Regions from separate parts of the Homo sapiens genome. Here all the other regions are linked to region 1. Evidence: chromatin contacts called from ENCODE Hi-C or POLR2A ChIA-PET data. All regions are on one chromosome and are shown on one strand. Each heading gives the region's core, a stretch centred on a gene start or an enhancer-like site at or near the end of the contact. The rest is flanking DNA. Distances are from core to core; before and after follow the strand shown. Region 1 holds the start of SPAG4 (sperm associated antigen 4). Region 2 holds the start of GSS (glutathione synthetase). Region 3 holds the start of TGIF2 (TGFB induced factor homeobox 2). Region 4 holds the start of RAB5IF (RAB5 interacting factor). Region 5 overlaps DLGAP4 (DLG associated protein 4). Region 6 holds the start of PIGU (phosphatidylinositol glycan anchor biosynthesis class U). Region 7 holds the start of ACSS2 (acyl-CoA synthetase short chain family member 2).

What was found. Hi-C counts contacts between places; a loop is a spot of excess contacts on that map. ChIA-PET counts read pairs that join two places held with the same protein, here RNA polymerase II (POLR2A). Pooled maps may share reads with other maps.
Region 2: a loop to region 1 is called in a pooled map, with 12 times the contacts of the local background. The contact joins the promoter of GSS here to the promoter of SPAG4 in region 1. A Hi-C loop is called at or near these places in 2 of 37 single-sample maps with no recorded cell type and 8 of 50 pooled maps. POLR2A ChIA-PET finds 5 or more read pairs at or near these places in 2 of 52 experiments (activated B cell and activated CD4-positive, alpha-beta T cell).
Region 3: a pooled map shows a loop between it and region 1 (7-fold over the local background). The contact joins the promoter of TGIF2 here to the promoter of SPAG4 in region 1. A Hi-C loop is called at or near these places in 3 of 37 single-sample maps with no recorded cell type and 9 of 50 pooled maps. POLR2A ChIA-PET finds 5 or more read pairs at or near these places in 4 of 52 experiments (A673, Caco-2, OCI-LY7 and 1 more).
Region 4: a loop to region 1 is called in a map with no recorded cell type, with 10 times the contacts of the local background. The contact joins the promoter of RAB5IF here to the promoter of SPAG4 in region 1. A Hi-C loop is called at or near these places in 1 of 168 maps with a recorded cell type or tissue (CD8-positive, alpha-beta T cell), 5 of 37 single-sample maps with no recorded cell type and 5 of 50 pooled maps.
Region 5: a map of naive thymus-derived CD4-positive, alpha-beta T cell shows a loop between it and region 1 (19-fold over the local background). The contact joins the enhancer-like site here to the promoter of SPAG4 in region 1. A Hi-C loop is called at or near these places in 1 of 168 maps with a recorded cell type or tissue (naive thymus-derived CD4-positive, alpha-beta T cell), 8 of 37 single-sample maps with no recorded cell type and 16 of 50 pooled maps. POLR2A ChIA-PET finds 5 or more read pairs at or near these places in 1 of 52 experiments (activated CD4-positive, alpha-beta T cell).
Region 6: a loop to region 1 is called in a map of naive thymus-derived CD4-positive, alpha-beta T cell, with 17 times the contacts of the local background. The contact joins the promoter of PIGU here to the promoter of SPAG4 in region 1. A Hi-C loop is called at or near these places in 1 of 168 maps with a recorded cell type or tissue (naive thymus-derived CD4-positive, alpha-beta T cell), 2 of 37 single-sample maps with no recorded cell type and 9 of 50 pooled maps.
Region 7: a loop to region 1 is called in a map of CD14-positive monocyte, with 8 times the contacts of the local background. The contact joins the promoter of ACSS2 here to the promoter of SPAG4 in region 1. A Hi-C loop is called at or near these places in 3 of 168 maps with a recorded cell type or tissue (CD14-positive monocyte, CD4-positive, alpha-beta T cell and naive thymus-derived CD4-positive, alpha-beta T cell), 3 of 37 single-sample maps with no recorded cell type and 10 of 50 pooled maps. POLR2A ChIA-PET finds 5 or more read pairs at or near these places in 2 of 52 experiments (K562 and activated CD4-positive, alpha-beta T cell).

Annotation. Positions count from the first base shown.
Region 1 is chr20:35,614,455-35,617,154 of GRCh38, reverse strand. It overlaps SPAG4 (sperm associated antigen 4), which reads right to left and starts at 1,326. Exons shown (of 12, transcript NM_003116.3): 1 at 848-1,326; 2 at 1-19. The coding sequence starts at 1,151. RefSeq lists an enhancer at 1-120 and a silencer at 551-1,280.
Region 2 is chr20:34,954,531-34,957,241 of GRCh38, reverse strand. GSS (glutathione synthetase) reads left to right here and starts at 1,436. Exons shown (of 13, transcript NM_000178.4): 1 at 1,436-1,515. It overlaps MYH7B (myosin heavy chain 7B), which reads right to left and starts at 1,374. Exons shown (of 45, transcript NM_020884.7): 1 at 1,235-1,374. RefSeq lists enhancers at 1,109-1,288, 1,529-1,628.
Region 3 is chr20:36,572,258-36,574,957 of GRCh38, reverse strand. TGIF2 (TGFB induced factor homeobox 2) reads right to left here and starts at 1,361. Exons shown (of 3, transcript NM_021809.7): 1 at 1,213-1,361. It overlaps TGIF2-RAB5IF (TGIF2-RAB5IF readthrough), which reads right to left and starts at 443. Exons shown (of 5, transcript NM_001199535.2): 1 at 323-443. It overlaps DLGAP4-AS1 (DLGAP4 antisense RNA 1), which reads left to right and starts at 1,683. Exons shown (of 5, transcript NR_109939.1): 1 at 1,683-2,046. RefSeq lists silencers at 1,005-1,174, 1,245-1,334, 1,365-1,684 and an enhancer at 2,185-2,244.
Region 4 is chr20:36,604,495-36,607,194 of GRCh38, reverse strand. RAB5IF (RAB5 interacting factor) reads right to left here and starts at 1,416. Exons shown (of 4, transcript NM_018840.5): 1 at 1,130-1,416. The coding sequence starts at 1,243. All of the region lies in intron 2 of TGIF2-RAB5IF (TGIF2-RAB5IF readthrough), which reads right to left. RefSeq lists enhancers at 1-271, 1,623-1,762, 2,493-2,542 and silencers at 1,113-1,422, 2,102-2,501.
Region 5 is chr20:36,463,830-36,466,529 of GRCh38, reverse strand. The region is part of intron 7 of DLGAP4 (DLG associated protein 4); the gene reads right to left. Among named protein-coding and RNA genes, the nearest start is that of MYL9, 76 kb to the left of the region's middle. RefSeq lists a silencer at 730-1,024 and enhancers at 915-1,094, 670-1,595, 1,596-2,522. Within about 2 kb of position 1,374, at least 25 of the 41 ENCODE cell types and tissues checked have a DNase peak (open chromatin) inside an H3K27ac peak, as active enhancers do.
Region 6 is chr20:34,675,695-34,678,394 of GRCh38, reverse strand. It overlaps PIGU (phosphatidylinositol glycan anchor biosynthesis class U), which reads left to right and starts at 1,303. Exons shown (of 12, transcript NM_080476.5): 1 at 1,303-1,439. The coding sequence starts at 1,310. RefSeq lists enhancers at 63-948, 949-1,835 and silencers at 1,234-1,343, 1,584-1,683.
Region 7 is chr20:34,875,331-34,878,030 of GRCh38, reverse strand. ACSS2 (acyl-CoA synthetase short chain family member 2) reads right to left here and starts at 1,419. Exons shown (of 18, transcript NM_018677.4): 1 at 1,208-1,419. The coding sequence starts at 1,385. RefSeq lists silencers at 1,131-1,560, 1,641-1,780 and enhancers at 2,051-2,100, 2,121-2,200.

The sequences.
Region 1 (2,700 bases), core at 77-2,576:
ACTGGAGACCCAGTCGGTTCTGCGGGAACCCAAGGGCTCCACTGGGGCCTTGCGGACCACAGACCTATTTTCCCCTCGAGACCGGGCCGCAGATTGCTCAGTCCACAAGCCAGACAGCTGGGAAGTCTCTCACAGGCTTTGGTCCCACCGCAGCCCTATCCCGGCTCCAGCTCCGCCCTCTGAAGCCCCGCCCCTCAGGGAGGCTCCGTCAAGAGTTGGTCTCCTGGCCGGGCGCGGTGGCTCACGCCTGTAATCCCAGCGATTTGGGAGGCCGAGGCGGGCGGATCACCTGAGGTCGGGAGTTCGAGGCCAGCCTGATTAACACGGAGAAACCCCGTCTCTACTAAAAACACAAAAATTGGCCGGGCATGGTGGCGCACGCCTGTAATCCCAGCTACTCGGGAGGCTGAGGCGGGAGAATCGTTTGAACCCGGGAGGCGGAGGTTGCGGTGAGCCGAGATCATGCCATTGCATGGCATGGGCAACAGGAGCGAAACTCCGTTGCAAAAAAAAAAAAAAAAGAGTTGGTCCCTCCCCCAAACGGATGACCCGCCCCCAGCCTTAGATCTTGGTGGAACCCAATTGTCCTGGGAGCCACTCACGCTAACATTGAGGCCGCGCCCCCTCAGTGGCACCCAACCACAAGATTTTCCCCGCCCCTTCCCATAACCGTCCAGGACACCGAGGCTCCGCCCCTTAAGGGATCTCATTTAGCACCATCCCTTTACCCTACAGGACCCACCTTGTAGGAGGTGCCCAGATATCATCTTAGCCCCGTCCCCGCCCAGCACCGCCCTTTAGGCCCCGCCCCCTCCACTGGCTCACCCGGGGTCGACCCCGCCCGCACCCGAGGCCCCGCCCCTCACGGTTGCCGCGCCACAGGCTGTCTGCCAGTTGTGGCTCCGAGGCGCTGGCTTCTGCTGAGAGCTTCCTGCCCATGTGGTTCCTCCGGGCACTCCCGCGCTCAAGGCGGGCTCACCGCAGCTCGGGCCCCGGGCTCTTCTGCCCTCGGGCTCCCCAGGCCCGGGCTCCGCTGACCGGAGCCCTTTGCTGTCCTCCGAGGTGATGCTCATTGAGCTGTTCTCGCTGAAAAAGTTGGGCGTGTGCTTGCGCGAGGACGAGGCCGAGCCCGGGCGGGAGCTTCGCCGCATCCTGACCCCCTGCTGCCTAGTCACTGACGCTAAAGCCGCCGCTGCGGTCGCCAAGGCCCTGGGGCCTCCTTCAGCCGCTGCGCGCCGCGGGGACCCCACGGACCCTGCGTGAAGTCGGCAGGCCCCGCGGCCGCACCTGCCCTCCCGCTGTGTCCCGGCCGGCTGCTGACGTCACAGAGGAGCCTCGGTCTCCGCGGGCTGCCCTGGCCGCGCGTCACGGAGCTGGCCGTGACGTCACCTGGAGCCGTAGCCATGGCAGCCTCTCCTTCTGACTTTGTTGTTGTTTAAGAGACAGGGTCTTTCTCATTGCCCAGGCTGGAGTGCAGTGGCCTGATCATAGCTCATTGTAACTTCGAACTCCTAGGCTCAAGCGATCCTCCCGCCTCGGCCTCCCAAAGCGCTGGGAGTACAGGCGTCAGCCACCGCGCCCGGCCTCTTTTACAGCAAGCGATGATGTCACAGCACTTCCCAGAAAACCCCATCTAAAATGGCACTCAGTCTATAACAGTTTTTTTCTTTCTTTCTTTCTTTCTTTCTTTCTTTCTTTCTTTCTTTCTTTCTTTCTTTCTTTCTTTCTTTTTTTTTTTTTTTTGAGATGGAGTCTCATTCTGTTGCCCAGGCTGGAGTGCAATGGCGCGATCTTGGTCCACTGCAACCTCCGCCTCCCGGGTTCAAGCGATTCTCCCGCCTCAGCCTCCTGAGTGGCTGGGATTACAGACATGCACCACCATGCCTGGCTAATTTTGTATTTTTAGTAGAGACGGGGTTTCTCCATGTTAGTCAGGCTGGTCTTGAACTCCCGATCTCAGGTGATCCACCCGCCCCGGCCTCCTAAAGTGCTGGGATTACAGGCATGAGCCACTGCGCCCAGCATTTTTATTTTTATTTTATTTTTATTTTTTGAGACAGAGTCCTGCTGTGTCGCCCAGGCTGGAGGGCAGTAGTGCAATCTCGGCTCAGTGCAACCTCCGCCTCCCGGGTTCAAGCGATTCTCCTGCCTCAGCCTCCCGAGTAGTTGGGATTACAGACACCCGCCATCATGCCTGGCTAATTTTTGTATTTTTGTAGAGACGGGGTTTTACCATGTTGGCCAGGCTGGTCGTGAACTCCTGACCTCAGGTTATCCGCCTGCCTGGGGCTCCCAAAGTGCTGGGATTACAGGAGTCAGCTACTGCGCCTGGCCTCTTTTAAAGCAAGTGATGACGTCACAGCACTTCCTAGAAAACCCCATCTAAAATTGCACTTAGCAAATACCAGTTTCTATCCCCCTTCCCTGTTTTGTTTTTCTCCTCAGCACGTGTCACTAACATGCTATATATTTCATTTCTCTCTTTCTTTGAGATGGAGTCTCGCTCTGTTGCCCAGGCTGGAGTGCAGTGGCATGATCTCAGCTCACTGCAACCTCCATCTCCCGGCCTCAAGCAATCCTCCCGCCTCAGCCTCCCGAGTAGCTGGGACTACAGGCTTGCGCCACCACACCCAGCTAATTTTTGTATTTTTTGTAGAGATGGGGTCTCGCTATGTTGCCCAGGCTGGTCTTCAACTCCTG
Region 2 (2,711 bases), core at 187-2,686, 660 kb after region 1:
TAAAGCCCTTAGCTCCTGTTGCTCAGTGGAACTGGCGTCTGAGGCTACCTCTCCAAGCCTAAGCGCCTAAGTCCTGTTGCAACCCTCAGGCCCTTCCTCATTATCCACACCAAACTCCTCAGTGTCTGTAAAACAAGCCGAGCAACCCTCAGAATTATATGCCTTCGCTGCTCGTTTGTTTTGTTTTTAGGACAGGGTCTCACGCTGTCACCCAGGCAGGAGTGCTGCAGCGTGATCTCAGCTCACAGCAGCCTCCGTCTCCGGGGCTCAAGAATTCTCACGCCGCAGCCTCCCGAGTAGCTGGGATTACAGGCACGGGCCAACACACCCGGCTAATTCTTGTATTTCTAGTAGAGACGGGGTTTCGCCATGTTGCCCAGCCTGGTCTCCAACTCCTGAGCTCAAGTAATCCACCTGCCTCGGCCTCTCAAAGTGCTGGGATTACAGGTCTGAGCCACTGCACCCAGCCAGCCTTTGCTGCTTTTGTTCCTGCAATTTGGAACACTGTCCCCATCCCAGCCTCTCACCTCTACCCCTACCTCCTTCACTACCTATACCTTCCTATCCATCCTTCAAGACCCCAAAAACCATCCCTGATTCCTTCAGAAAGGCAGTTTATTGCCTATCTTATCAGACTGAAAGCAGTGGCTGTGTCTTATTTATGGTTAATTCCCTAGAAGCTGGACTGATACATTCCATTTAACTAAAATTCGTATCAGGTGCTTCGGACTGCAGACAAGCCTATCACAACCCAGAAGGAAGAAACAGGGAAGGCACCTGGGGGCTGCCAAGCAATGAGGTGGGGGGTAGGAATCATGAATCCGCATATTTTTAAAAACTGCCCCAGATCCTGATGTAAACGGTACAAGAGAGTCTGAGAAACACAGGGCTCCCCTCAAACAGTCCTGACTTCAGCATTCCTGGAAAAATGAAAATCCTTTCCTTTTGCCTCTAATGCTTTCCCTGCTGGTATCCCAGGTTAAAAAAAAATAGATAAAATCAGGGGGATTTTTCTGGGACTTGGCTGGGCTGGGAAACAAGCCTGGGTTCTAATACAGGCTCAGCCCCTGACGTACTATGGGCCCCTGCCCCTCCTTGGGGCCTCCATTACCACGGCCACCCCCACCCTTATCAATTGTGTGCCCCTGAGGTAGTGACTGTCCCGCTCTGAGCATTAGTTTCCCCATCTTCCACTAGTCGTCGTCAGCTCTGACGCTCTATGAGCTATGCATACCCGTAGCTCCCCGCCGACCCCGATGGTCCCCTCCCCTCCTTCCCAAGGTCCATCCGCCAGGGTGCAGCCGACGCACTCCTAATGCTAAGGCCGCCCTCTCATCGACCGCCCCTTCCTGGCCTCGACTCAGCGCCAAAGGTATGGGTCTCTGCCCCGCCTGCTCTTTAAGCCTAGCCGGGGCGGTCAGCGCAAGCGCACTGGGTCGCATCGAGGCCCCGCCCCCTGAGCCTGGGTAGCGGCGCGAGGGCCGGGAGAACCGTTCGCGGAGGAAAGGCGAACTAGTAGGTTGGGGCGGCCACGGCGGCCGGCATGGGTCACGTTTCCTCGGGAGGAACGATGTGAGGGAGGGGTCTGGCAAGAGATTGGAATTCCGGAGGCCGGGAGACCTTGTGGCTGAAACCCTTCGTAGGAGCGGGGCAACTAGTGTCTAGTGAGGGGGTTGGGCTGGCGCGCACTGATCCCAGACTTTCCGGATCTTCTGCCTTTAGATCGGGCCGGTGTCGGGGCATGTAGGCCAGTGAGACTGGAGCCAGTTAGAGCTACAACGGGGAGCGATTAGGGCCAAACTTTGTCCAGGGTGGAAGCGAGCGGGCCCGTGAAGTGGGGCCAGCCTGGGCAGCCGACCGTGTCGTTGCCTCGGGGCCTTTCCAGGCACTGGCCTAAGTCCTGGCGATAAAGTGCGACCGATTTCCTTGTGGGCGTTTTGAGGCTTTCGGTGATCTGACCCGTCTGTCATTCATTCTTCATTCATTCATGTGATGAATGAATACAGTACTAAGCGCGGCTAATTACTAGGTAGAGAAGTGATCAAGACAAACACTGTTCCTACGGTACAGGGAAAAGTGATGGGCTGTAGAATGTAGAAGCCCGGGGCGGAGAACAGGGACAGCTTCCGGAACGAAATCGCGAGCCCAGATCAGGAGTGGTGGCGAGAGTTCCAAAGAGAAGACAGCACGTGCCAAGTCCTGGAAGGGGGACAGAGGCCAACATATCCTGGTCACTGAAGACACCTGACTCTGAATCTGTTTCACGCCCAGGGAAGAGATGACAGTGGCCGGGGCTAGGCTACAAACTCTGGAAATGGAGATAAATAAAGGAATTCAAAGTACTATATACTTAGGCAGCAAAATCCATAGGATTTGGGGAGAGTGAGATGTAGGAAACAAGTACTCAAGGCTTGGGTACCTGGGTGGGGTTCATCAGAGAAGAAGCAGATTTGTGGGAGACAACAACAAATTCTATTCTGGTTGTATGGAGACTCGCAGGAAAAAATTGGATATTCTAGTTTGAAGGTAGGAAAGTATTGCTGTGAAGATGTAGATTTGAATGTCATCAGCAAAACATAAATAAAGCCAAGGGAGGGTTGAGGCTGTAGAATGAGAAAAACAAAGGGCCCACTTAGCACCTTCATCTGATTTCTTTTCTTTCTTTCTTTTTTTCTTTTTTTTTTTTTTTGACAGAGCTTTGCTCTTGTTGC
Region 3 (2,700 bases), core at 112-2,611, 960 kb before region 1:
CCGTACACCCTCCTACAGACTCCCACGACGCCACCTGCAGCCACTCCCGCACGAACTTTCTGACAACTCCCCTAGCTGGTCCCGACACTCCCCCGGGCCGCGCACTCACGCCCGCATTCCCAGCAGTTCAGACAAAGCGCGCAACCTCCCCCGCGGCCCAGACCGAGTCGGAGCACATGGCTCCTGGGTCGGCGAGGAATCGTCCGGCGCTCGGGGCGCTTGCACCCCACAGTCCCCACACCCCGGGCCGACTCCGCGCACCAGCTCCCGCGCGGGCCCGCCATCCCGGTGGGACGGGGGCTCTGGAAGAAAGAAAACTCACGTGTCTGTCCCGGGGCAGGAAAAAGTTTGGTTCCCACCCCTACTCCGGCAGTTCGGGGCTGGCCGACTCTTCGGGGCGCGGGGACGGCGGAGCGTGCGCGCTCGGCTTTGTGCTCCGAACTGGGCCCGGAGGGGGAGGGGAGGGGAAGGGAGGGGAGGGGGCTGGGCTCCCACCTCCGCGCCGCCCCCCCCCCCCCAGCCCTGCGCCCAGACTCCATGTTGGCCGCCCCCTGCCCCGGAGACTACGCGCTTCTCCCGCGGGAGGCTTGGATCACCTTCGGCCTGCCCGAGGGTCCCGGCGCGAACAAACTTTCTCCGGGGCGCCGGCCCCACGCGCCCCGCTTCCTTGGCCAGCCTGGGAGTGACAGATGCCTCGGAGACAGACTTTCCTTTGTTCCAAAGGAAAGGGGAACTCGCGCGGGCTCCCCAGGGCCCCCCCGCTCCGGGCCCTTCCCGCGGCCCCCACCCCCAGCTGTCACTCTCGGCCGCCCCCTGTCCGGCTCGGCGGCGGGGGGGCCCTGCTGGCGGTTAGCAACGTGCACTTTTGAAACCAAACAAATCCGTCCCCCCGCGCGCTCACTCAGGTCCGGTGCAGGATCGGCCCTCTCCTGGGGTGGGATCCTATGAAGCTGGGCCCCCCACCAGGGCCCCAAGCGGGCTTCCTCCCGGGGGCTGGAACAGTCCCCCACCGGCCCCCGGAGCGCAGCGCCGTCGGGACTCACAAACACCCCCCGGGGGCCGTCGGGACTCACAAACACCCCCGAGCTCACACACCCCCTACCGCACGCGCCAGGACGACGCCCCCTCCCCGTCCGGCCGAGAAAAAGAAACTTTCCAAGTTGTCCGCGCGCCCCCACCCCCATCTGGCCCTCTGCTGCTCCCTGCACTGACTTTTCCCAGCGGCTTTCGGGTCCACGCGGCCTCCGGCTCGGCGCGGGGCGTCCCGGCGGGGAGCGGGGGGCGCCGGGGGCGCGCGCCGCGTACCTGCCCGGCCTGACACTCGGCCTGACAGCTCGCGGCTGGAAAGCACCTCGCGGCCTGACGTCAGATCCCCTCTCCTCCCCCCGCGCCCTCTGCGCCCTCCCCCACCCGCCCGGAGGGAGAAAACAAACTTTGTGCGGAGCGCGACGAGCTGCGCCCACCCCCCGCGGGGCGGGCCGTCGGCGCCGAGGGGCTTCGCCCCGCCCAGCGCGCCCGGAGGGGGCGGGGCCGCGGGCACCTTCTTCCTGCGCCCACCCCGCCCTCAGGAATGCTGCATGGCCTACCCATAGCGGCGGTGGGAGCCTCCGCCGGGGAGAGCCCGCTCGGGGGCAGGAAGTGGCCCGGCCCTCCTCGTGGAGGGCGTTTCCGGAGCGCCTACTGTGCTCCTTGCCGGGGTGGGGGTCGTTACCGAGTGGGAACTTCTGCAAATCCTGACTTTTGTCACTTCGCGCCCCGCACAAGATGTCCTGCCGGCGGTGCGATTGGTCCCGTTGCTTCGAGGGGAAACTGAGGCCACTTAGTCCGGGCACTTACCCGCAGCTAGTTAAGGACTAGGCTCTGATGGAGACGCTTGTTACGACCTCAATGGCCTGTAGAATCTGGGAGGCCGCCTCCGACCTAAGCCCAAAAAGCACATGATCGGGCTCACAGGGGGCGGCCAGAGGTGAAAACAGCCAACGCTTTACAACGACGCTGTGCGGGGCACTTCGTGTGTGTCATCCCGTCTCATCCTCGGGTGATAGGGTATGTGTTGTCCTATGTAAGTCTCTGGCTTACTCATGAGCCGCAGAGAGGTTCTTGATTTGCTTTTGTCACACAGTCAACCGGTATCATTCAGCCCAGGTCGGTCGATAGTGAAGCCTGATCCCTTACCCCTTGTGCCCGGCCTTAAACGATCAGTCCAGGAGCTCCCGGAGTTCCTGTCTGGTTTCTTTTTCCTCTTCTGCCAGTTACACCCTACTCCAGAAGGTTTTCCTTGGCCTCCCCCACCCCAGTCAGTACATTCTTCCCTGCTCTCTGCTGTGGGTACCACATACTGTGATATTTCTGTTAACCAGCCTCTTAGGGCATCCCCCCACGCCCCCCAGCCCTGTACCCGGACACGGCTAGGTCCAGATATCTAGGGCCCTTGAGCTTGGAAATCGCTTTGAAAACAGCTTTTGGACTTAATTACCCTTTAGCAATGGAGAACTCTAGGAACAAAACTCTTAATTTTTTCCAAACAAGCCTTAAGCCAATCAGAATGCTGATTAAAGATTGTTAAGGTTTCACCTGGACACCCCATAGAAGCCAGACTTCCTGCAAATGTTAAAAACCTCCTCACGGCAGCGGGTGAAATGTCAGTGGCACTGCCTGTTGCTCTCCATTTCACAGACAGGGAAAATAAGGCCCAGAGTG
Region 4 (2,700 bases), core at 167-2,666, 990 kb before region 1:
TGCATATATAATATGGCCTGTAATGAAATGACTGTGATAATAATTGTGCTACTGGCCGCACATACGGATTAGAACCATAAATGCTGGAGGCAGGTGCCACTATATTTAAGTTTAATGGAAGAACACAGACGACTCAGGTTTCTGATCTGCCCTAGATTCCAGAAACCAGTCCTTATACAAGAAAAGAAAGAAATGACACAGCAGATTAGAGACTGCAGGTTTTGCAAGAGCTGGGCAGGGCTGGGGGCAGAACAAGGGCACCTTCAGGAAGTGCCTCCCATCCCCCTTTACAGGAACTTCAGGAAGGAAAATCCACTTCGGCAGCCCAGAAAACCAAGAAATGACTGCAAATATAATACGCTTTTCAAGCTACCTGGAATCAAGCTGTTTGTGATGGCCCCTTCCAGATCATGGAGCAGAGTTACGAAGCATCCTCCGAATGGGACGAGTAAGAACGTTCTGAAGTCCCAACCAATTCTCGCACATATCTGGTGGCGTTTCTCCACCCCCACACCTCACACTCACCCAGCGGGTGGTCTCAGTCTCCCCTCTTGACTCATGCTTATCAAAGTATTCGGTCCTTTACATTCAACAAGCAACAGCAGCTCAAGATTAGCGAGCCTCACTATGTGCAAAAGGCTTTAATGTACCACAGTACCCCACTTCAGAGTTATTCTGAGTTAAACGAGATTCCGCTTGCAGAGCACCTGGCACGTAGAAAGCATTCTCAGCAGAAGTCTGTTACTGTTAATGTTTGTGCTACTTAATTCGAAAGAAACAAGTAACCTACTCAAAACCCTACTGCACATAAAAGGCGGAGGCCGAATCGAATTCAGCTCCCTTTCCCAGTTCAGGCACAAACCCTGCCCGCGAATGACAACGCCTCTCCCCGCTCCTCGCCAATTCCGCATAACTAGGGGGCTTCATCCTTAGGCCACCCTTCGGGGAGCTCCAAGCCCAGCTGTCCGCCCAGTGCCCGCCAAGTTTGCTCTGACACCCTTGGGCCACCCGCCCCACTGCCCTACTCGATTGTGCCGGAACGAGGACGAGGGCAGGCCCGCGCCAGTCTTCCGTTCCCCGAGTCCCAGCCGACTCCTCGCACCCGCGCCCTGTTCAGACTCCACCGTACCTTATCCTCCCAGGCCGCGTCGCTCCGCAGCACCTTACTCCAGACGGAGACTTTGAGGGCCCCGTTGGCCAGCTGCGGCTGAGGCGGCTCCTCCTTCCGCCGCCCGCCGCTCATCCTCCCGTCGCGCCGCCCGGGCCGGGCCTGGGGCGCGCGGGCTGAGCCAAAGGGAGTCGGGGTCTAGGGTCGCAGGTCACGGCGCGGGGCGGCTGCAGGCTCAGCGGCCCGGTCCTGCGGCGCGCTGCGGTTCCTCACAACCTGGCCAAGCTACCCGGTTCCGCCGGCTCTACAGAGCAGGCGCCGCGAAGGGAGGGGCGGTGCAGTGTCGCGCGCCCTCCCGCCGACGTGCTCACGCAGCCAATCGGCGACCGCGAAGCCATCCGAGTGAAACAGCGACCGGCGCCTTGGCGCAAGCGCGCTACTCGTGGCGGAAATGACGTCAGCATCCGCCGGGCTCGCGGTAAGGTGTGAGGGGAGGGACAATCTTGGTAGAACGGTGACATGGGCGCCAGGAGGCGCTGTGGAGACCGAGGAGGTAGGGGAAAACCGAGGCTGGACGTCAGCGTCGCCCAGTCGGCCACAGCTGCCCCTCGAGCAGCGAGTGGGGCAGGAGCGGCTCTACCTTTCCTTGCGACCTACTCGCCTGCTGAGCCCAGACCTTGCTCCAGGGTAGCTCCAAGCTGCCCCACAGGATTTAGCCCGCTTATTTTCTCCCCTAACCCTGCAAGTTCTGTAGGGCCTTGTTGAAGATGTTAACTCTTCTGTAATAACTAACCATTTCATCTTGCCCAGCACCCTCTTTTGGCACACGAGAGCCCTGAGACCCCAAAAGAGGAAATGAGATTCTGAGGCCGTATAGCAAGGTGGACCCAACCGGGGACTCCTGGGCGGCAAATACAAGGATTGGGTTAGGTATCAGGATATCTGAGTGTTCACATACAGCGTCCTCACCATGTGCTGCGTCAGTGGTTCACAAAGTGAGCTTCCGGATCAGCAGCGGCCGTATCGCCTGGGAACTGGGTAGAGGCGCAGGTTCTCGGCCCCCATTCCACGCCTACTGACTCAGAACCCCTGGGGATGGGGCTCCTTCCGGTGGCCCTCCAGGTGGTGCCAGGCTCACTGTGCTGGTAAGTCCAGAGACCAAGGCACATCCCTTCTGGACAGTGGATTTTTTTTTTTTTTTTTTTTTGAGACGGCACGGTCTCTGCTCACTGCAACCTCCACCTCCCGGGTTCAAGCGATTCTCGTGCCTCAGCCTCCCACGTAGCTGGGATCACAGGCGCCCACTACCACGCTCCACTAGTTTTTTTTGTATTTTAGTAGAGACGGGGGTTTCACTATGTTGCCCAGGCTGGTCTCGAACTCCTGAGCTCAGGCAATCCGCCCATCTTGGCCTCCCAAAGTGCTAGGATTACAGGCGTGAGCCACCTCACCCGGCCTCTGGACAGTGGATTTATAAAGACAAGTAATGTATCTGGTACCTGGGTGTGTCTGACTCCAGAATCTGTGCTCTTAACCGTTAAACTTTAAAGCTGAGAGTATCTTTTTTTTTTTTAAACAGGTCAGAGTATCTT
Region 5 (2,700 bases), core at 125-2,624, 850 kb before region 1:
CATCAACCTCATTACATTCCTGTAAGGACTAGACTTCATTCCTGCTCAGGTGTTCAATTCCACAGCCTGCACCCTGGCCCAGTCTGACTTGACAGTGCCTGCTGCCAGGACCAAGTAGGGGAAAGGTGACTTGCTTCTGAAAACCACCAATCCCCACACAAAACAAAGCTGATGATGGTGATGACTGCCATTTATTGAGGGGCTGTTACTACACGAGTTCTCATTTCCATCCCAATCTGATAGGGAGGAAAACGGAGGTACAGAAAGCTGACTAATCCAAGGTCACACAGCAACAAGCTAGGCTGTCATGCAAACCAGGGTCCTCTCAGTTCAGCTTTTCCCAGGTTGCAGCCGACAGGCTCTCAGCACCAGCATCCTCTAGAGAGCTGGTTTAAAAACCTAGGGGCATGTGATTCCTGCCCCAAGACCTGCCAAATGAGAGTGTCTAGGGATGGAGCTTTATAAAGACAAGAAACCCAAATTTTATATATGAGAAAACTGAGGCACAGAAAGGTGGCGTGACCTGCCAAGGTCATGCCGTAAGCATCCTCAGGAGTCCTGCTGGGACTCCAGAGCCAGCAAGGACAAACTTCCTGGGGGAGGTGGCATTTGACAGTGTGGGCCTCTAGGGGAAGAGAGGGCACTATAGGGGAAGAGGACAGCATTAATAAAGGCTGAAGCGGGAAAGGACAGGCAACAACTTCTCAAAGTGGCTAGGGGAAGGAAGAAATACATACAGAACCACGATGACAGCCTTCCCGCAAGAGCCCATCTGAGCTTCTGGGAAGAAAGCCTGTGTGGCATTTACAATCTGCAGGTCTCCAGCAGTGGCCCTCTGGGTGTGTCTGGTTGCTGCTCAGGATGAGAAAGCCACGGGAGGTGGTGACTCAGTCCCCACCCAGCCTCCAGATAGCCTCCTTTTAAATTCAAGATGAGCTCAGAGACTGGGGAAATGTCAAGAAAACCCTCCTCCCAGAACAGATGGGAACAGACCCAGGGAAGGCGGCCTGAGGGGTAGGCTATCAGGCAGAAGCCATAAACCTGGAGAAACGCTGCGGGCTGTGGAGAAGAGGCCTGGGCTACAAGTTTGCCTGTCACTGCTGTGGCTGTGGGCCCCTGAGCAGGTCCTTGTCTCTCTCTGGGCCCCCTATTTTTCATTCACCTGTGAAACAGGGAGAACTCCACTGGCTTCCGACTTCCAGGCCTGTTGGTGGAGAACAATGGTCGGGAAAGAGCCTGGCTGATTACACAATGCCTCACACAGCCTGGGAGAGATGAGAAGATCACTCCTATTACTATTAGAATAGCCACAGGTGCTTTCCTAGTTATCTAAACCCCAACCACAGGGCATGCGGGGGTGGGGGGGATGGGGGGGGAACTGGGCTGTCTAGTTCCTACAAAGAGAAAAGTCACCCAGATGTTTTTGGGAAGGGAAAGTTCACATTTATTAAGTGCCTACTGTGCACCAGATTTAAAAAAAAATACATAATCTCATTTAATCCTCATCATAATCCTGTAGTACAGATCTTGAGTCCAGATAAGAAAACTGAAGCTCAAAGAAATAATTTGCCCAAGATTACAAACGCAGTGAATGATGGAGACTGATTAAAACCAGGCGTTTGTGGTTCTGAAACCCAGAGTTTCTACTCTCTGGAACAGTTTCTTCTTTTTTTTTTTTTGAGACAGAGTTTTGCTTTTGTCACCCATGCTGGAGTGCAATGGTGCAATCTCAGCTCACTGCAACCTCCGCTTCCCAGGTTCAAATGATTCTCCTGCGTCAGCCTCCCAAGTAGCTGGGATTACAGGCGTGTGCCACCACACCCAGCTAATTTTTGTATTTTCAGTAGAGACGGGGTTTCACCATGTTGGCCAGGCTGATGTCGAACCCCTGACCTCCAGTGATCTGCCCGCCTCGGCCTCCCAAAGTGTTGGGATTACAGGCGTGAGCCAGCGCGCCCGGTCGACAGGGTCTCATTTTGTTACCCAGGCTGGAGTGCAGTGGCATGATCTCAGCTCACTGCAGTCTCGACCTCCTGACCTTCTGGATTCAAGCTGTCCTCCTGCCTCAGCCTCCTCCAAGTAGCTGGGAATACAAGCGCATGCCACCACACCCAGCTAATTTTTGTATTTTTTGGAGCAACAGGGTTTTGTCTTGTTGCCCAAGCTGGTCTTGAACTCCTGAGCTCAAGCGACCTGCCTGCCTTGGCCTCCCAAAGTGCTAGGATTACAGGAGTGAGCCGCTGCTCACACAATTCTTGAGGGATTCCATGATTTCAGAATCAGTCTTAGGATAAGGAATGTTATTCCCATTTTATGGATTAGGAAGCTGAAGCCCAAAGGAAAGTGACATCCCTAAAAGTGGGTGAGATGTGGGAACTGGGATCCTGCACCCCTCACTTCCAGGCCAGGCACCAAGCCCTTCTTCTTTTCCACTGCAAGTAGCTGAAGTAAAGCACCAAGCACAGCGTACACAGTAAAAAGGTCAAAGGATGTTAGAGATTGTCATTATACACCAGGGGCAGGTGATAACAGCATGACAGTGACTTCTTCAAAGGCAGTGCCATGGAACAGGACCCAGAAGTCCTGGCTCAAACCTCTGTGGGTCCCTGGCCCTTCTGGGCCTCATCTCTTCATCTGTAAGACAAGGCGCTTGAACAGCTGATCTCATTCCCTGCACCAAAGTTCTAGGACATCCTAAGC
Region 6 (2,700 bases), core at 54-2,553, 940 kb after region 1:
CAACATAGAGAAACCCTGTCTCTACTAAAATTACAAAAAATTAGCCGGGCGTGATGGCGCATGCATGTAATCCCAGCTACTCGGGAGGCTGAGGCAGGAGAATCGCTTGAACCTGGGAGTCGGAGGTTGCAGTGAGCTGAGATCGCGCCATTGCACTCCAACCCGGGCAATAAGAGCGAAACTCCGTTTCCAAAACAAAAAAAAAATTTCTAAGCCTTCCTCAACTGTCCCTAGTTAGCCTATAATCAGCACATTTTTCAGCACACAAGGGTTAAGCGACTTGTTGAACTAGCTAATAAATCAGTCTACTACTCCAAAACGCATCTGTAGAACCTAACATAGTGCCTGGAAAATAGTTGGCGTTTAACAAACAACTGCCAGAATAAATTTTTTAAAAAATACACATTTAACACTCTTTAAAAACATAAAAGGTACCAGCCTGGGCAACATGGCGAAACCCCGTCTCTACTAAAAGTACAAAAACTTAGCCGGGTGTGGTGGCGCGCACCTGTGGTCCCAGCTACTCTGGAGCCCGGGAGGTCCAGGCTGCAGTGAGCTGAGATTGCGCCACTGCACTCCAGCCTGGGCGACGGCACTGAGACCCTGTCTCAAAAACAAAAAACATAAACATTTTGGGCAGGGTGCGGTGGCTCACGCCTGTAATCCCAGCATTTTGGGAAGCCGAGGCGGGCGGATCACCTGAGGTCAGGAGTTCGAGACCAACCTGGCCAACATGGTGAAACCCCATCTCTACTAAAAATACAAAAAAAAAAAAAAAAAAAAAATAGCCGCGCGTGGTGGTGGGCGCCTGTCATCCCAGCTACCCAGGAGGCGGAAGTTGCAGTGAGCCAAGATCGCGCCACTGCACTCCAGCCGGACGACAGAGCGAGACTCCGTCTCAAAAAAAATAAAAATAAAAATAAAAATAAACATTTTGGCATTGAAAACATACACGCAAGAGTGAATTTAACATCTGTTTAAAAGTCTCTCACAATCCCAGGAAGGCGACTACTTCCGCTTCTACTTTCAGCAGCGTTTCAGCCCCGCTATAGCGGCGCGGCTTCACAAAACACCTGCGATCGTAGAAGGTTTCGCCCCACCTTCTGCATACGCAGCTTGAGGCGCCCGCTTTCCGTCGCTCCGGCCCGCCTCGCCGCAAGGCTTTCTGGGAGCCGTAGTCCCCACGTCTGGCCTCTCCGGCGCCAGCGGCAGCGCGCGCCCACCCGCGGAACTACAGAGCGTGGCGCACAGCGCGCGAGGCTCCTCCGCCTCGCCTTCCCTCCCCGCCCGCGCGCCCGCCCCAGTTATCATGGCGGCTCCCTTGGTCCTGGTGCTGGTGGTGGCTGTGACAGTGCGGGCGGCCTTGTTCCGCTCCAGTCTGGCCGAGTTCATTTCCGAGCGGGTGGAGGTGGTGTCCCCACTGAGCTCTTGGAAGAGAGGTGAGGCCACTGGCTCGAGCAGACTGTCAGGCCCCACCTGCCCTCCCGCGGCCTCTGTGAATGGGAGGCGGGGGCAGTGACCGCCAGCGCGCGGTTCCTAGAGAACTAACTGACTGTCTCGTGGGGTTCTTGGAGAGGGCGGGGCCTGAGGGCGGGGCTGGTGAGGGGAGGGGGCGTGGGGACCGGGGCGTGGGGACAGTGTCGTGAGGTTTGGGCCCTGGGGGCCGGACCACCTAGTGGTGGGGATCTGAGGGGGCGTGTCCCATTCAGTGTCCTGAGCCGAGGAGTGTGGTCTGTGGGAAGGGTTGGAATAAGAGGAGGAGGTGCTTGTGGAGCGCGGCTTGCAGAGGAGTTTGGGATTTGGGGCGGGATCGCCAGGGGTGCTCCCTGGGATAAAAGGTTATGTGTGAGGGGGTCCGGGATGAGGGGACCAATTTTGCTTAAGCGAGGAGAGTGTGCGTGTGCTTTAGACGTCTCTTCTCAGTCTGGGACTTGCAGGGCAATTTTTGTTACTGTTCCTTACTAAGTTCTTCACCGAACATTGTTTTATACTAACGCCTACAGCGAGAAAGCGAAGTTGGCCTGAAGTAGCTGCACAGGCTAGTGAGGGAGACAAATCGTTATAATAATTCATGAAAAGTATACTTTATGTGTCCACCCAGTTCCTTCCTTAGTATTCTGACCCTGAATAAACTATCCCCTACCTTTCCAGTTTTCCAGAATGTGGGATTTGAGCTGACTCTTGAAGGATGTAGGGTTTTGAAAGGGAGATTAGAGAAAAGGAGAGTTCCAGGTAGCAGAAAGTAAATAGGATGAAGAAACGTTCAAGGATGTGAAATGTCCAAAGCAGGGGAGTAATGGGGTGGAAGCTAGGTTTAGGCCAGAGTTTGATGATTAAAAAAAAACAAACAACTTTTTTTTTTTTTTTTTTACTGAAGTACAGTATACATACAATGCATATTAAGTAAGTGTAGAGTTCAATGAATTTTTAAAAACTGTATTCACTCATGTAGCCAGCACCTAGTTCAAGAAACAGTATCAGCACCCCAGAAGTCCCCTTTGTGTCCTTTAAATGCTAAAGTTTTTTTGTTTTTGTTTTTGTTTTTTGTTTAGAGACAGGGTCTTTCTATGTTGCCCAGGCTGGTCTGGAACTCCTGGACTCAAGCAGTCTCACTTGGCCTCCCAAAGTGCTGGGATTTCAGGCGTGAGCCATGGCACCTGGCCAAGGCTAACGTTTTGATGTTATCCCATAGAATGTTGG
Region 7 (2,700 bases), core at 170-2,669, 740 kb after region 1:
GCCCAGGAGATGCAGGCTATAGTGAGCCTAGAACGGGCCACTGCACTCCAGCATGGGTGACAGAGCAACACCTTGTCTCAAAACAAACTATCTATCTATCTATCTATCTATCTATCTATCTGTCTATCTATCTGTCCTTTACCCAGACTGAGGGCAAGGGTAGGGGGATTTTCCTTATACCTTTTTTTTTTTTTTTTTTTTTTTTTTTTTTTGAGACAAAGTCTTGCTCTGTCGCCCAGGCTGGAGTGCAGTGGTGCTATCGTGGCTCACTGCAACCTCTGCCTCCTGGGTTCAAGCAATTCTCCTGTCTCAGCCTCTCGAGTAGCTGGGATTACAGGTGCCCGCCACCACACCCGGCTAATTTTTGTATTTTTAGTGGAGACGGGGGTTTCACCATGTTGGCCAGGCTGGTCTCGAACTCCTGACCTCAAGTGATCCGCCCGCCTCGGCCTCCCAAAGTGCTGGGATTACAGGCGTGAGCCACTGCTCCTGGCCGATTTTCCTCATACATTTTAACAGACATGGAACCATCTATCAGAACTTCTGAACTATTACTAATACAATCCCAGCCCAAGTTAAAAAAATAAATAAAACAACTTGACATCGTAGTAACTCGTTCAGTCTTATACCGCGTAATTTCCATTAGGATGTCCGATATACTAAAAATAGATCGGGGACTCCATTACTAATCTGAGGACCCCAAGATGGGAACCAGACCCGTTATTGCCCTCAACAGTTCACAGGTTAAGGGTCTCAGGAGGCAGTGGCTGAGCTGGTGTGAAAGGGAAGCAAAGAAAGTTCTATTCGTGGCCCTCCTCCCTTCAAGGCTCCCGTCGCCCCTTAGAGACCCTCTTTTCGCCTCAGGAACTCCCCTTCTCTTCCCATGAAACTTTCACTCTCTTGGCCGACCTCCCCGTCCCAATCTCAAGGAACCTCACTTCTTCCCTCACGGAATCCCGCGTCTCCTCGCAAAAACCCGCATCTCCACCACGGACCCTCCAAGTCTGCAGGGAACTCCCCAGCTCCCATGGAACCCTCGTCTCCTCCCGGAATCCCTTTTCCATTTTCAAAGAACCGCAATTCTTCCTTCACAGAACCTCCATCTCCTCACCCACCCCTCAGCTTCCCAAGGGAGCCCCCGACTCCCCCAGGGAGCCCCCACTCTTCTCCTCACTGACACCCCAGGCCCGCCCGGGCCGGGCCTCACCCCGCGGCTCCTCCACGGAGCGCCGGTGCAGCTCGCGGTAGCGCTGCAGCGAGGGGACGTGCGCGGAGCGGCTGACCTCGGGCGGCGGAGACCAACTCCGCGCCCGGCCTCCGGCTCCAGCTTCCTCCTGGCCCCGGCTCCCGCTGCCGCTCCGGACCCGCTCCTCAGGAAGCCCCATCACGTCAAGTTCCTAGAACCGCGGCCGCCTTTGCGGTCGCGGCGGGTGCCGGGACTGAGAAAACAGGCCGAACTAGAGGCGGGGCCTCCGTAGAGGGGCGGGGCCTGGTGAGTGGGGGAGTGGCTTAGTCTGGCGGGTGGGCGGTGCCAGAGGGGGCGGGGCCGTGTCTGGTTGGGGAGGGATCGAGGTTGGCAAGGACAGAAATACTATAAGGAAAAGTCGAGGGATAGGGGTGGAGCTGACTTGCCGGAAGGAGTGACGCCGTCGAGTGAAAGCAGAAGGGGCGGGGCCGGGTGTGACAAGGGAGAGGGTGGAACCGTGGAGTGCCAAGGGAGGGGCGGGGCCAGGCGGGACAGGAGAGGAGGTGGGCCCATGGAGTGATGGGGAGTAACCCGGCTGGTTGTGACAGGAGAGGAGGCAGAGCCATGGAGTGACCAGAGTGGGGTGGGGTCTTGGAGTGACAGATAAGGGGTTGGGTTAAGGCAAGGATCGAAAGGGAAAGGGATGGACTAAGGAGAGGAGTTGAGTAAGGTCCATCGCGGAGCCGCCCCGTGATCTGATTGCACAGTCCTGACTATCACCAGTTCCTTCCAGGTGACACCCTTCCCTCCAGGTCCCCCCTCTCTGAGCCACACCCACATTCTCGTCCTCCGGAAAAACTTCTCCCATGACCTTGAGGGCATGCTCTGGCGACAGCACCTCCTCTCTGCTCACCCTGGAACCAGCTCAGATTTTCTCCCTCTTATGAGGACATGTCTTCAATCTCCTTGCCTTCACAAATCTCCATCCAGATCTAAAGTACAAGACTCAATAAGTGAAGACTAGGAGACACCTTCAGGTTTTTTGTAATAAGCCCACCTCCTAATTGCACAAATGGCAAACCCAGGAAAGGGAAGGAACTGGTGCACAGTCAGAGAGCAAATAACGACCAAGTTAGGGCCAAAGCTAGGTTCTTTGACTCCAGATTTGGTTTTACTTCCTCGTCAGGCTTGAAGCTAAGGCTTGTAAAATATCAAAGTCTGTGCAAATAGGAAAAATCATTCACATTCTCTTTTTTTGTTGTTGTTTTTGTTTTGAGATGGAGTCTCTCGCTCTGTCGCCCAGGCTGGAGTGCAATGGCACAATCTCGGCTGACTGCAACCTCTGCCTCCTGGATTCAAGCAATTCTCCTGCCTCAGCCTCCCGAGTAGCTGGAATTACAGGTGCACACCACCACACCCAGCTAATTTTTGTATTTTTAGTAGAGATGGGATTTCACCATGTTGTCCAGGCTGGTCTTGAACTCCTGACCTCAGGTGATCTGCCCGCCTTGGGC